2 separate regions of the Homo sapiens genome follow, and region 1 is linked to region 2. A link is a loop called in an ENCODE intact Hi-C map of the cell type or tissue named here. Cell type or tissue: gastrocnemius medialis. All regions are shown on one strand.

Region 1 (8,000 bases), 320 kb before region 2:
GACATCTTACAAATTTTTCATACTTAGCCTGCTTCAATCTTGATTCTGTCCCTTCCACTTGCCTCTCCCCAACTTGTCTCACTGTTCCCAGGACTCTCCCTGCAAAAATGTTACACAATTGCCTTTGAAGTTGTAAGAAGGGGTCACGACTGCCTCCAGAGACTGAAGAGACAAGGAACAAATGCTCCTTGGAGCCTCCAGAAGGAACCAGTTCTGCTGACACCTTGATTTTGGCCTTGTGAAACTCATTTTGAACTTTTGGCCTCCAAAACTAAAACAGAATAAATTTGTGTTGTTTTAAGCCACAAAGTTTGTGCTAATTTGTTCATAGAGTAATTAACAGGAAACTAGTAGAGATAAACAACATCTCCCTAATCCAGACACCCTATTACAACCATTGGCAAGTCTGGTCATGCTAACTACAGCTATATCTTCAGCTAAATCATCTCTGTCCATCTCTATTGCTATAACCTTAGGCTGGGTTTATCATAACAATGTCCTAACCATTCTCTCTGCGGGGTGGTTTGAAAATGGCTGCACATTCCTTGCCAATCTTCATGAAGAGCTGAATCTATTTCCCTTCCTCTTGATTTTGAGATAATCTTGGGCTGCTTTGACGAACAGAACACAGGGGAACTGATGGTGTGTAACTTCTGGGGCTGGGCCTCAAGAGAGCCATAGCTTCTGTTTTCATATGGTTGACCTGCTCCCTTTAAAAGCCAACCACCAGGCTGGGCGTGATAGCTCACACCTGTAATTCCAGCACTTTGGGAGGCTGAGGTGGGTGGATCACCTGAGTTCAAGAGTTCAAGGCCAGCCTGGCCAACATGGTGAAACCCTGTCTCTACTAAAAATACAAAAATTAGCCAGACGTGCTGGCACGTGCCTGTAGTCTCAGCTATTAGGGAGGCTGATGCAGGAGACTCACTTGAACCTGGAAGTCAGAGGTTGCAGTGAGCCGAGATCGCACCCTGAACTCCAGCCTGGGTAATAGAGCAATACTCTGACTCAAAAAAAAAAAAAAAAAATGCCAACCACCACATAAGACATCTGATTAGCTATGAGGGAGACAAAACAGCACATAGAATCACCAAGGTGCATGCAAAGAATCACCAAGGTGCCAGGTGTATGAGTGAAGCTTTCTTGGATTTTCCAGCCTAGCTAAGTTACCAGGTGAAAAAAGCTATGTGAAAGACCCAGTTGACAACCAGCTGAATCCTGCTGGAATTCTTGACCCACAGAAACATGACCACATAGAATGATTATTTCAAGTCTCTAAGTTTGGAGTAGTTTGTTACACAGCCATAGCTAACTGAAACACCTCTCTACCTGCTTTTATGACTGTTCTAATCCCCTGTCACACAGCAGCCAGCAGGGTCATCTTGCAGTTATTCTGACGATCACTTCCTTGCTTCCTGTTACATAGAGAAGAAAACTGAACTTCCATCCTCTGTCACTCTGTATCTCATGATCCCTGGGACCATGAGACATCACAAGAATCATTGACTATTTATGATGTAACTGCTATTCGATTAGAAATTCACTTACCACATTGATACTTCTTACTGAAGCACTACGTGTCAGGCACTAAGCTAAATGTTAAGGACATGGTAGGGCACTGATAGGAACTGGAGATGGACAAAAAACAAAAAAAGAAACAACGCTTTTAAAAATGTGAAAGTGTAACAAATGCTATGAATGGAAAACACACACAAGTGAGGTACTGTGATAGAAAACTGACAGGGGGTACTCAATTTAAGTAAGTTGATAAGGGAAGGCTTCTCTGAAGAGGTGATATTTAACCAGACAGTAAAATGAGAAAGATCTTTGACATCATTATTCCTAGAGCAGGCTCTGTCTTTCCAGATGCAAAGCTCAGAAACAGCATCCATCCAAGAGAGGCCACAGCACTCCATCTGGTTCTAAAGCCTCAGCCATCCTGATAGCATCCGTTTTGCTAAAATACTTCCCTCTTCCTTTTCCCATTCTCCATAAATTGTCACCCTGCCCAGCTCACTATCTCAGTTTCGAGCTCCAAATCACAGTTCTCACAGCCTCTCTAGAGGGCCTCTCCTTCAGGTAAGCATCTCCTGGACTATTGTGACATCTCAGGGCTGACATTAGCATGGGGCATTAAGGCAGGCATTGACCATCTGAAGTTGAATTACGTTTCAATTTTGCTGGGAGACTGAGACACAGATTCTTCATAAGTGCCGTATCTGGGGTGAGGCTTCTTTATTTTTGTTCTTTCTACTCATTTCATATATTTATCACTATACTTTTTAGCTCACTGGAGTTTAACTGGAGGCGTCTGGTTTCACTTAATGCAGTGCAAAGAGCAGCATGAGCCACTTCAGTGTCACAGTCATTTGGTGACAATTTTGCATTGGGTGCCCTGAATCCTCTGCTGCTGGTCATTCAGGACATAGGAGAACATCTTCCCTAGCACACCATGGGTGAGCTGGAAGAATTTTTAGCTGGGAAAGGCATTGCTCACTCATTTTCTGTATCTGGACCTGCCAGTTACTCATCCCATTGTATTCCGGGGTTGGCACAGGGAGAAGGTCACCAGGAAACTATTTTGGAAAGAGGATTAGCATAAACCATGATGCTGGGAATTCACATGGTGTAAGGGACACAAAAAATCCACTCATCCGGACAAAGCCCCTTTGCAACCCTGATGTACAGCCTCAATTGTCTACCATTAGAGTCACCTCTTGAGTTATCTCCAGGAGATGCTGATTTAAATATTCATGTGTGTGGACCACATAATTAGAAACTGACATTACACTAGACCAGGATCCTGGAAACCTGGGCCCTAGGTCCAACTCTCCTCCACTGTGCTGTGCAACTTTGGGAAAGACTGTGGTATCAGAGAGACCAAGGCTAGATTTCTCCTTTGTAAAATGGAGAGCGCAATACCTTAGTCCCCGTATTTATTCCTATATTCTTTGTGCCAAGGAACTTGTATTAAGCACCCACTATGTGCCAGGCCCTCTGCAGGAGTGTAGGAGTGAGAGTCATTAGCCATTGAGGGGAAGAGCCTGGTTGACAGAGGCATGCTTTCAGGTGAGAGAAAATGACTATTATCAAGTAGTACCAGTTGGAATAGGTTGTTTAAGGGGAAGTAAAGAGGCTGTGGAAGGCAGTGGAAGGCAACAGTGTCCCAGCTGAAAGCAAGGGTTCACAGCAGACTGTGAAAACAGACAATAGGTACAGAATAAGACAGTTATTACCTGCTTTTAAAAAATGTAAACCTGTGCATCCTAATGCAGAGATCTGAGATGTATTTGCACAGTGAGGTGAGGATAGCATTGCACTGCGGTTAGGCATGCAGGCTCTGGATTCAGATCTGAGCTCAACTTTTCCGGAGAGTTTCATTACTTACAAGTTATGAGGCAGTGGGAATGTTACTTAACCTTTCTACACCTCGACTGCCTCTCTGGGCCTCTTTATGAATTAGGCAATATGACATGAGTTAATGGAGGGGATGCAACAAGCCTAAGTCCTGGTTTGGAGTAAGGGCTCAGTAAACATCAGGAAGACTCTACAGTTCTCTTCCCTTTCACACTTTGTCTTTTCAAAGAAGGCCTGCAATTTATAATCCAAGTAAAGTTTTGTTCCTATACAAAAATGCTGGATTTTTAAGAATGGAGACCTACGCATTTATCAACATCCACAATTTTTCAGCTGGACTGACTCTCTGGGACAAATGACCTATATTCTTTAATTTGAACCAAAGAAGTTGTGGCAACAAAATACATCTGCTTTATATCCATCTTATATTAATATATTGTTTATCAATCAAAGGGGCACTGATAAAACAGAAAATCAGCTTTTTGAGGAGTTGGGAATTTTTGAAGCCATAGAGCTTTTGGGTTATGAGACGTAAAAGTAGGCCGGGTGCGGTGGCTCACGTTTGTAATCCCAGCAATTTGGGAGGCCGAGGCTTGCGGATCACAAGGTCAGGAGATCAAGACCACCCTGGCTAACACGGTGAAACCCCGTCTCTACTCTAAATACAAAAATATTAGCTGGGTGTGCTGGCGGGCACCTGTAGTCCCAGCTACTCGGGAGGCTGAGGCAGGAGAATGGCGAGAACCAGGAGGTGGAGTTTGCAGTGAGCCAAGATCCTGCCACTGCACTCCAGCCTGGGTGACAGAGCGAGACTCCTTCTAAAAAAAAAAAAAAAAAAAACAAACAAAAAAAAAAACAAAGGCAAAAGTCTGGATTAAGAAAGTTAGTGATACAGGGAGGTTTGAGGGATAAGCACCCTGTCTTTAAGCTCTATTGCAGATGTGATGTGTGTCATGGAACCAGAAAGTCAGCCTGCTAGCCTCAGTTTTCTCCTGACTGACTTGTCATGCAACAGCCTGGCTCTACCCAGATTGGTGGCCAAACCGTCTTGTGCCTGCTCTGAATGATGGAATCTCCGAAGAGTTCAATCTCTCATAAGAAACCTAGGCCATGGCAGACACCCGAGCGCCAGTGTTACATCCTTGCAGTCACCTCTGATTTCAGCAGCAGCTGCACTGGACAGTTCTTTTTGAGCACACACTCACCTGGCTCTCCCAGAGTTCAACCTAAGCTTACATGACTGCAAATCATCCTGCCCCAGATCTCTGACACATACAGGAACTTGTTCTAAACAGAAGGCAGTTAACACCCGCTCTCCCTGCTCCCAGGCAACTCTCAATCCATGGACAGTAGGGAGACTAGGAAAAAAGGCTCCAGTCCCTCTATTTTTCAGGTGGATGACTCTGAGAATTCTGAAAAGCATTTCATAGGGTTCCCAGAGGATCTGGGAGAATTGAAGAAATGAAGCCCCTGTGTACAGAAGCAACCTCAGAAATGCTCTTTTTTGATTGGCCTCCTTCCTCTTCTCAATGTCCCCATGAACTCACTTCTGCTTCCTGGGACCACCTCTCAGATCAAGTTCCTGCACCTGACCACTTGTCCTGGGCTTTTCTTCCCGGGAATCTCCAACTAAGGCAGATACAGTAAAACCGGGACATCCATCTTTGAATGAGAATGGATTAGATTTGCACATAACAAGAGGTTCCACCAGTTAAGAAGATTAAAAAAAGCAAAGCAAAGCAAGAAAATATCCTTGCAAAGCCTTGTTAGAGTCCTGGAAGAGAGATAATCTCATCACCAGATAGTTTCTGTGAGGTCAGCGTGTGTCAGCAGTAATTCTTTCTCTCAGACTGCACGTTTGTTTTTAAGACCATCCCAGATGCTGACTTCAAAAGCTTTCTAGTTTGTAATGCACTACATAAGACTCTTCTGTTTTCTTTCCTAAATATTTAGTTCTATTTACACAGGAGACACTTACACCACAACATCAGTATGGGAACATCATTAATGTTTTCTTCCTGTGTGGTCAGGGGAGCTCAGGAGTGGAGATTGGCCCCTAAAGTCCAGCCCTCACCAGCTATGCCATCTCTTGGCAACATGGTTGGAATTTGGACAAGAGCATTTGTTAGAATAAACGACGCCCCTGTCATCAGTGAGGTCACAAGAATGCATCTGTTGGGAAAAGGGGAAATGAATTATTTGGTACCCCCATGTTGAAACATAGGAACACCAAACCGCCAGAGAAGAACAAACACTTTTCTTGAAGAATTGGCCAGCGGCACACGCAGAAAACCCCACTTGAACAAAACGTGGAGGCGCTGCTACCTGGGCCTCTTTATTTGATGAGTGCAGCGAAATCCAGTTTTTCCCCAGTAACCAACAAAGATGAGAATAGAAAAAGCTTCTGAGAGTTCTGCCATCTCCCCTCACAAAGGAGAGGGGCTAAGGTCACACCCCAAGCCCGATAAAAGACGTAACTCATGAAGTTCAACAAACTAACTTTGTATTTAGAGCTAAAGAATGACATTTAACGATTTATATTTTTAAGAATATAGTGAAGATTTCATAGTTTTAGAAGTAAATATTCTTACTTTTGAAAGTAAAGTTGCTGTGAGTCATGATAATCCAAGACATGATTATCTTTGTTTTATTTTATTTTTTTAAAAAATATCATTTGTAAGACATTTCCCCGACCCCATTTTAATGCCTTCAAAATTAGGGAGGAACCTTACCATTGATGTTAAGGAATTACTGTGTGCAGGTTTAAGCGTCAGCATTTTTCTTTCTTAGTACCATAAAAAATACAAGTGTGCTGGAAGCACACTCTGGTCTTAACATCTACCCTCACCCCTTTTCTGGAGTGGGAGGTGATCTTATCTTAGACGGTTTAAAATTAGTATTGTCAAGTCTTAAGAATATTCAAGACAGCTCAGGTCAAAGGGAATGGCCAGGAAGAAAGGCTAGAAACTGGTTTATAGATGGTTTTGTGTGTCATGCTAAGGATTTAGCCTTACAGCCTCAGTGGTGAGCCTTTTTTTTTTTTTAACAATAGAAAGTGGCAGTAAAAGATACTTGCTAACTCAATAAAAGCGGGAGTCATCCAATTACTACTTTTGAAAAAAACTTACTTTTAACTTTCTAATTAAAGCATAACATGTATCATTCATATATTAAACTGCAAAAGTGTAAGTGTACAGTTTGGTGAATTTTTTTTGAGTGAACACACCTATGTCACCACCATAAAGATGAAGACATACAACTCTGTCATGATCTCAGAAACCTCCCTCAGGCCCCTTCCAGTCATCACCTTTTCAAAGGTAACCACAAGTATTAGTCTGTTCTCAGGTTGCTAATAAAGACATACCTGAGACTGGGGTGCAGTGGCTTACACCTGTAATGCCAGTACTTTGGGAGGCCCAGGCAGGTGGATCACGAGGTCAGGAGATCAAGACCATCCTGGCCAACATGGTGAAACCCCATTTCTCCTAAAAATATAAAAATTAGCTGGGTGTGGTGGCACGTGCCTGTAATCCCAGCTACTTAGGAGGCTGAGGCAGGAGAATCACTTGAACCAGGGAGTCAGAGGTTGCAGTGAGCTGAGAATGCACCACTGCACTCCAGACTGGCGACAGAGTGAGACTCCATCTCAAAAAACAAACAAACAAACAAAAAAGAGTAAAAAAGGTTTAATGGACTCACAGTTCCACATAGCCGGGGAGGACTCACAATCATGGCAGAAGGTGAAGGATGAGCAAAGGCACATCCTACACGGCAGCAGGCAAGAGAGCGTGTGTAGGGAACTCTCTTCTATAAAACCATCAAATCTCGTGAGACTTATTCACTATCACGAGAACAGCATGGGAAAAACCCACCCCCGTGATTCAATTACCTGCCACTGGATCCCTCCCGTGACATGTGGGGATTATGGGAGCTGCACTTCAAGATGAGACTTGGATGGTGACACGGCCAAACCATATCACCACCATCCTGGCTCAATATAGATTAGTTCACATCACCATCTATAGCTCAACAGAGATTAGTTAGTTCTGCCTGCTGTTGAACTTCATTTCCATAGGATATTCCCTTCCCTATCTGGCTTCTTTCATGCAATGTTATGCCTATTAAGTTTATCCATATTTTTGAGCATAATAACAGTTGCTTTTTTTTTTGCTATGTATTTGGTATATACATATGATATATGTGCCAAAATTTATCCATTTGTCCCTTGATGGACTTTTGAGTTGTTTCCAGTTTTTAGCTATTACAAAGTGTTATTCTGGACTTTCTTGTAAGAGCCTTTAGTGTACATGTGTATACATTTGTTTTAGTTATAGATCTGGAAGTAGGATTTCTAGGTCAAGAATGTTCAGCTTTACAGTGTGTGAGAATTCTGATTGCCACACGTCCTTGCTATTGTTATTATACTTACTTTTTAAATTCTAATTAATTTTCACATGTGTGTATAATAGTATCTGAATAATTTCCGTGTAGTTTTCCTTTGCATTTCCTTGATGACTAGTGATGCTAAAAACCTTTTAATATGTTTAGTGGTCATGTAGATATCCTCTTTTGTTAAAAGCCTGTTAAATATTTCCTCCATTGTTAGTTGGGTTCTCTGCCCTTTTGTTATATTTTTGTAGGAG
Region 2 (8,000 bases):
TGTCTTTGCTGGAGCATTTGTTCCAACAGATTTCAAATTATGCCTTCAAAATATGTATTAGTAGATGGGTGCAGTGGCTAATGCCTGTAATCTCACCATTTTGGGAGGCTGAAGTGGGTGAGTGGATCGTTTGAGACTATCCTGGGCAATACGGTGAGACCCTGTCACTACAAAAAAATGCAAAAATTAGCCAGGTGCCGTGGTCTGCGCCTGTAGGCCCCACTACCTAAAAGGCTGAGGTGGGAGGATCGCCTAAGCCCGGGAAGTCTGAGGCTGCAGTGAGCTGAGAGAGTGCCACCGCGCTCCAGCCTGGGCAGCAGAGCGAGACCCTGTCTCAAAAACAAAAAACATATTAGCACTGGTCTACAATTATTAAAATGTTCACTGTTGTTCAAAACTGGTTTTGCCCAGAAGATAAAGACAAAAGTATTGTTCTACATTTTTAAAAATCATTTCCAAAATAAAAATTGTACTGAGAAATAAAAGGTGTTGTGGGCGCTACATACATGGGATTTATTATACTATTCTGTTCACATTGTACACATTTCAATATTTTATAATAAAAATTATTTCTCATGGTTATTCTCTTACATAATTTTTTTCTAAATATGTAATTAGTAATTTTATGCACTTAAAATTACATTAATGTCACTTATACTTTCCTTCAGCATGTGCTGGAATTAAACCAATCAATTTGTTTTTAATGGACTCATGGAGGGATTTTCAGTATATTTTTGAGATGTATAGGTTGCCACCAGCTTTACTCAGTACATGATGGATAGTTTCTATTTTAAAATATGGCATTTGTTGTGATATAATTTAAATTACTTTTCTGCTGGGAGCATGCGTTCTTCAGAGTTACAATTATGCAAAGGGAAATTATACATCATATTCCTACTTTATCTTCCTTTATAGTCCTCATTGCAGTTACTTTCACTCAGGTACAATTACATTAGAGAAAACAGAATTTCATATTTAAATTAAGAACAATTCTATTTAGAAAATTCATTTCAGTTCTTAGTTAATTACAAAAGAGAAATGGAACCCAATCTAAAGATAAACAAGTCAAGGCTCAAAAGTAGCAGAAACTCACATAAAGAGCTATACATAATCAATAACTTAGAGCTCACACAAGCCCAGTTAACAGTACAAGTTACTGTATCATAATTATATCTTTAAAATATTTTTAGATCTTTTCATTTACTATAAATGCTATGTATGTTCATTGTAGAAAATTTGGAAACTAGAGAAAGGCAAAAAGAAAAAAATAAAAATAAGATCATCCTGTGATTATTACATCCAAATGTAATCACTATTAATATTTTCCTGTATTTCTTTCAAATTCAGTTTTTGGCGTACATGGGATGTAACTAACAATAGCCCTTATATTTTACAAGATTCTCATTTCTTGTGCTCTTAATTTCTTATGTTGGAACATACATGGTAAACCTTTTCCCATTTTATTAACTGTGCCTCTAATAATGGCAGACGTTTTGGCCCAATGTTATATCTACACCATGATTTTATATAACCGGGCTGATATTGTAAGAAATTTAGAGTGTTTCAATTTTTTCCTACTATAAATGATGCTATAATCAGCAATCCTATGTAATTTTTTCACATCTTTATTTCCACTTGATAAATTATTTAAAATCAAATTTCTGGGTCAACACATATGAATATATTTAAGTACTTGAGAAAGAGAAATGATAAAAATCCCTGAAAGTTGTCAGTTAGACTCCAGTTGGCAATGCCAGATATCCATGTTTTTTTCAATACTATGTCTTGTCTTTCTAAAAACATAATTCCCTATTTGAAAAATAAAAATTGATCTATAATTTTTATTTGTTTATAGTGTCTTTAATTAATGGCGAGGTTGAACATAACTGTTTGTGCCATGGCTGTTTCTCCTTTTTATTTCTTAAATGCTTATTTTTAAAATCTCCTTCTTTTCAATCCAACCACCTTATTTGAAGCCTACCATGTTACAGGCATGGAGATGAATGCTAACGATAGAAAATGAATGAGGCATGGACCCCCATCTTCAAGGATTTCACAGGCTAGCAGCAAAAGGCGCATGAATGACTAATTCCAGTCTATTATTATAAGTGCTTTATAGCCATATGTATAAAATGCTTGTAAACCACAGATAAGGAAACAGAAAAGCCTGCAGGGGATTAGTGAAGGATGTGCAGACGTTGTAAAGTTTGAGCTGGGCTCTGACGAATAAACATCAATTCACCAGGCAGGTGGGAGAGAGAAAAGAGAGTGTCCCAGCAAAGGAAATAACATGTGGAAAGACAGACAAGTAAATTCACACAGAATGATGGAAGAGACAAACCACACACTGTGAAGGTTATTGTAAAGCTAGCCGAGGGTTTGAGCTATATCAATGGCAACAGGGATTCACTGATGGGCTTTTGAGCAGAGAATGAACAGGACAAGTTTTGGGTTGTGAAAGTGGAAGGAAAGGAAGATCTGTGGTCATTGTTGGGTTTGGGGGTGTGGGGAGAGTGAGAGTGAGAGAGTATGTATACTAGGTCAAGGTTAACTATAAAATACTTTTAGCTTGGGTTATTCAATGTAGAGTAATACACTTACTTTTAAAAATATAGGCATGAGAAGGAGGTAACCCCTTTTAAAGTTATTTCTTTTATATAAACCCTAAAACAAAGCAGCTGTGATCGAATGTATTATTTTTCCCAATTTTTCACTACTCCCCATATGGAGGCTTTTGCTATGAGGCTTTGAAGTTCTTCCAAACAGAATGTTCCCCCATTGATATTGGACTTGCTTTGCCCAGTGGGTGGAAGTGACTGAGCACCAGTTCCTACCTAGACTTCAAGAAGCATCATGTGTTTCTATATGCTAACCTGGAAACTTTCAGTCTCCATCAGGAAAAGAATGTTTCCGAAGGAGCACGCTGTCCTCAGAAGAATGAGACGTCCATGGAGCAGACCTGAATGAAACCCACAGTCTGGAGTCAAGCCCAGCTGAGCCCAGCCTAGATCAGCCAACCCCTCAGCCTATGGAGCAATGTGTAAGCCATGGAATTTTAGCATGGCTTGTTATGCAGCATTATTATAGGAACGGCTAACCGATACACTGGCATATTCCACCCCTATCTAGATACAGCCCATCTCTGTTTAAAGACACTTCTGAAGAAAGCGGGTTGGGCTAATACGCTGTACATTATCTGGAAAGTGGGATAATACAATTTGAAGTTTGTGATGATTAAATGTAGCCCAGTTTCACCAAATGGAGAACGTCATCTCATCAACTGGAAGTTGCTGATGAGTTTCCATCCAGAATTAAAGTACTCAAGTCTCTTACATAAGAAATCAATCAACTATTGATTCTGTTGGGATGGCATGCATTATAATAAAATGCTAAATAGACAGATATGAGCTCAGTCCATATTGTAAATAAGAATATTTACATCTTTGTTGCCTCCTTCTGGTCAGTCTTATGAGTAAGCTGTTGAGTGGCACGGAGGTTTTAAAATCAGGTTGTAATAGGCGTCCACATTCTGCTCATTAAGATAAAGAAAGGTTTACCAGAGAAATGGTCTATTAGGTGGTATTTTGCTTTCACTTGCAAATTAAGGGATAATTAGTTTTGAATATCTGGAGATGTAGAATCTATGTGTTTGACATAATTTCATAGGTAGCCAACACCAAGAGTTCAAGTATCTTTGCAGGGCAAAGAAGGGTTATTTTGAAGTTAAAAGAGATTACACAATATTGCATTCTGAATATATACTATTCAGGTAAATATTACAGGTGGCATATATTTATCTCACCATTCAGAACCAATAGTTTTTTTTAACTTGCTAATATTTGGAAAAAGTTGACAAAGTCTGAGTGTCATCGTATTTTCCTTTTTCTTTTGTAGAGACAAGGTGTTGTTTGAACAACAAGATTTAAACTATTTTAAATAATTAAAGGCAAATTCCCGTGTCTTCATTTAATTTGAAATAGCACTTCTTCCCTTAACACTTTTTAAAAATAAATAAACAGAATCCTCCTCATTGCTTAAACAGGGAGAGTAAGTAGGTTTAAATGATTCTTACCTTTGTAAACTGTTACTTGGTCTTCTCTCACTCTTAAAATTTACCAAGACAACTAAAGCATATTTCATGAGGAAAATTTCAACAAGTCTGAAGTGGAATAAGACTCAGGGACTAAGAAAGCTTCTAAATTTGAATTTAAATGGAAATTCTTGGTAGGAAACTTCTCTTCCCTCACATCTAGCCCCATCTTGGCAGAAGATGATTTCTTTATCTAAAAGTAGGTGGTCAGCTTGTCTAAATCACACATAAGGGCATATCATCTGAAAAGGATTTTTCCTCTGATTTATGTAATTACTAAAAAATATAATAGTAAAATCACATCTGGTTAAGCAATTAACAAGTTATCTTTATTGTAAAGAATAAAATGTTATGCAATTCTAACTAAAGAATGAATGATGAGTGACTATGAGATCTCAATCATAACCAGGGCACAGTTCCCAGGGGTGGGGAAGAGCAAGGATTCATTTCCGAAAGGAAGAATAAAAAACGTATCTTGCTCACTGCTTCTTTGAATATTTAACTCATTTCTGCATTAACTTTATCCACTAAAAGGTTCTGGAAAGTCTGTGATGTGTGAGGCACAGGGAACACAAAAGTTAGTAAGACAGCCACTGGCCACCAGGGGTTGTAGGTGCAGCAGAATAAATGGTAAGACATGTTCATGAATAACATTAGTCAAAGAAATAAGCGAAATGTGTGAGATAAAAGGAACCACCAAGGTTATATGAAATTTTAGGGCATAGAGAGTTAATGCCTACAGAAAGAGATGACATTTTCCCCCAAATGCACTAGAGAATGCACAGGATTTAAATAAGGAGAAAGAGAGAATTCTAGGAAAAGGAAATGGTAGATACTGGCATGAGGTCAGGAACCTGAAAGGTATCTTTCTATTTTAGTAGGTAGTGCTGTTTAGTTACAGCATGGAGAAAAGTGTAAAAGTGCATTAAGAAAAGGTAGCGGAGGGCTAACTACTAAGCTAAGGAATTTGGAAACTAGCTTGTGAGCCACTAAACGTTTTAGGGCAGAAAGGTGATGTGCTAAAAGCACAGATTTGAAAGGTGAATGGGTGAGAATGAGAGAGATTTCAGGTGAGGACTCCGGCAAGAGGCTTATTTTTGTTTGGGATGGGCTTTCCACATTTTCACATTCCTAGAGTTTGACAGGAACACAAATTAAAGTCCTCCGTGCACGGTAAAGCCAGGTAAGAAGCCAACTTCTGTTTTAGAATAACATATTGGCCATGCAGTTACGTTTATTTTTACAATGGAAGTGACTGATTTTTTTTATTGCTATTTCACTTTTCACCACAAAGCACCCATCATATTCTTGCAAGAAACTCTTTGAGAGCAGACTAACTCTTAGCCCATCTCAGAGGACAGACTGTCATGAAACCTAACGAATGTGTGACAAGTGGCTAGTTTAGCAAGATCAGTAAGCTCTAGAGGTCTGCTGTACAACACAGCGCCTGTAATTGACAGTACTGCATTGTGCACTTAAACATTTTATTAAGAGGGTAGATTGCATGGTGGGTGTTCTTACCACAAACAAATCAACAAACACTGGAGGGGCATAAGGAAACGTTTGGAGGTGAATGATATTGGAAGCCTTGATTATGAAGCTGATGGTTTCACCAGTGCTTGTATATATCCAAACTCATCACACTGTATACATTAAACCGGAGCAATTTTTTGTAGGTCAATTATACCTCAGTAAAGCTGTTTACAAAAAAGAAATGCAGTGAAAGAACCTAGAGTTTATAGAGGAAGAGGAAAAGGAGAAAAAAGTATGGGGAAGGTGTCCTCTATAGAACTAAGGGCAGGTTCTGCCAGGCCAAATCTCTGTGTCTGGGGTCATCAGTCAAAAATCAAACAGAGCAGAATTGAAAAGCTACCCTCAAATCCCCACCACACTATAAACCTTCTCTGCATTGAAATATGTTGCTTAAGTATGAAATGCAAGACCGTTGGGGCAGTGGTTGATATTGAGATCATTTTGAAACAAGTCATCAGACCACCCCTCTCTTCCACACTAAGGAGCACGTTTCAAGGATTATATTTCTTTTGTTCAGTGGGAGGTAAAACAGACGCTGTGGTATCACACAACGGTGGGTGAAATGGAAATAACATGGAAGGGCAAAGGAGAAAAATATAGTGATGGATGAGTTGACAGCACATGACCCCTGGGTCCATCTGAGAGCAGCAAAGAGAGAGACATGGGAGAGGGCTCCATCTTGACCCTCAGGTCTCCACCTGGATGACCAAGTGAATGGAAATAGCATTAAATAAAATTAGTCAGAATGAGTTTGACTCCTGATATGATGAGTTCACATGCCTTTGGGACATCCAGGTGCCCAGCACACAAATGAAATTGTTCTAGAGGGTTCAAGGCTTAAGATAAAGATTCAGGCATTATCTCCTAAATGAAACTATGACAAGATAACTTGAAACTAACACTGATGGAGAAGGCATAGAAAGTCAGAGAATATTTTTAAGAATCACTTAGGTGTTGGGAAGAGGAAAAGGAATGCAGAGAGGCAGAAAAGGAATATTCAGAGGGGAGGAAGAAACACGATTATGCTGCATCTGAGAAGTGAAAGGTGGAGGAACTGCCCAACTACAACACAATGAAAGGATTGAGGAAGACAACCAAGAGAGGCCATCTGACCAGGTGTGGGAACCCCATCAAGAGTCCTTCTCTTAAAGTGGTGGGAAAAGATAGCAGATCAAATTGCCCGAAGGAGTGAAAGGGTAAGAGAGTGAGTGTATCCTAAGAAGGTGGAGAGAGTGACTGTGTAGCCTGATTTTTCTAAAAATTTATTGGTGATAAACATCAGAAAAATTATCGTATTAACCATGGGAGACTTGAACAGATTTAAGCTAGCGGAGAGAGGAAAAAAATACCATCACAAAATGAACCTTAACAAGTATTTAGTGGGTTCCTAATATGTACCAGGCATTGGAATGGGATGCTGCCCCATGGCTCTTATGTCTGTGTGTGGCAGTGCTCTGTTTATTTTTACCATTAGCTCACCACAGCAAGAATTGCAACTTGTTCATCAATGCATCTGGGAAGGCTAGCATTGTGTCTGACATGTAACAGCCCCTGCAAACTTTTCTAGAATTAATGAGTGGCACCGTGTCAACCTTTAAGAAGTTCTGTTTTTTTCTTCCCTTAACAACTCCGCTTTGTCTTTGGGCCTTCCTTAACCTCCAGAGTTAAACATGTTTCAAGGATTATATAAATATATTTAGTTAGGCATCCACCCACCCAGGTGCCCATTACACCCTGGGTGTTCTTCCATCAAAGCAGTTTAAAGAGAGAAAAATCAACAAGTGGCTTCGAGATTTTGACCAGTCCCTAAGCAAAGGAGAAACATAGAAAGCAAAACCTCAGCGCAGCTTACTGACTAGTTTGGAAACTCAGGGGAATTAATTTCTTATGCACTTCAGGTTTTTCATGAATCGCTTTTATTGGTTCTCTTTTTACTCTTGCAGGTTTTCCCAGGGCTAGACTGACTAGCTTGGCTGAATTCAAATGAGCAGAGAAACCTCTAAATCAGCCTAGTGAGTATAGCGTCTGGTTTTTCTCGTGCTGTCAATCTCATGTAAATAGCCAAGCCATGCACATTGTAAGCAAAGCCCATTAGATTCTATTGGCTGGCTTGGCACCCAAGTTAAAAATGAAACTTGCTAAAGAGTCTACCCAGCAAATAGCTTTTCTTTGGCAGAACGCTGCTGTTCAACTTGGGAAGGAATGTGATAAAGTGCTTTACTGGATGGCAACATTGTGGTCTCGCTTTCCTCAGATCACAGTGGGATAATGAAGCTGGAATCCATTTAAACCTTCCATTTCACCCCACACAGCTCATAGACACTGTGTCAAACCACATCACACTGCAATAAATGTGCTAAAATCTATAAGCTTATTC

The links. Peaks named below come from ENCODE experiments on the same cell type or tissue, not always from the same donor. Only the 100,000 strongest peaks of a DNase experiment are listed, where the experiment ranks them.
Region 1: a loop joins it to region 2, with 1.9 times the contacts of the local background. A loop is called at or near these places in 7 of 110 quality-filtered maps.

Annotation. Positions count from the first base shown.
Region 1 is chr16:83,055,991-83,063,990 of GRCh38, reverse strand. The region is part of intron 3 of CDH13 (cadherin 13); the gene reads right to left. Among named protein-coding and RNA genes, the nearest start is that of CDH13-AS1, 340 kb to the left of the region's middle. In gastrocnemius medialis, no CTCF peak of the experiment used is centred here; a DNase peak (open chromatin) is centred at 4,499; H3K27ac peaks cover 584 bases.
Region 2 is chr16:82,735,581-82,743,580 of GRCh38, reverse strand. All of the region lies in intron 1 of CDH13 (cadherin 13), which reads right to left. Among named protein-coding and RNA genes, the nearest start is that of MIR8058, 51 kb to the right of the region's middle. RefSeq lists an enhancer at 7,139-8,000. In gastrocnemius medialis, a CTCF peak has its summit at 4,685 (motif pointing right); no DNase peak of the experiment used is centred here; H3K4me3 peaks cover 662 bases; H3K27ac peaks cover 2,947 bases.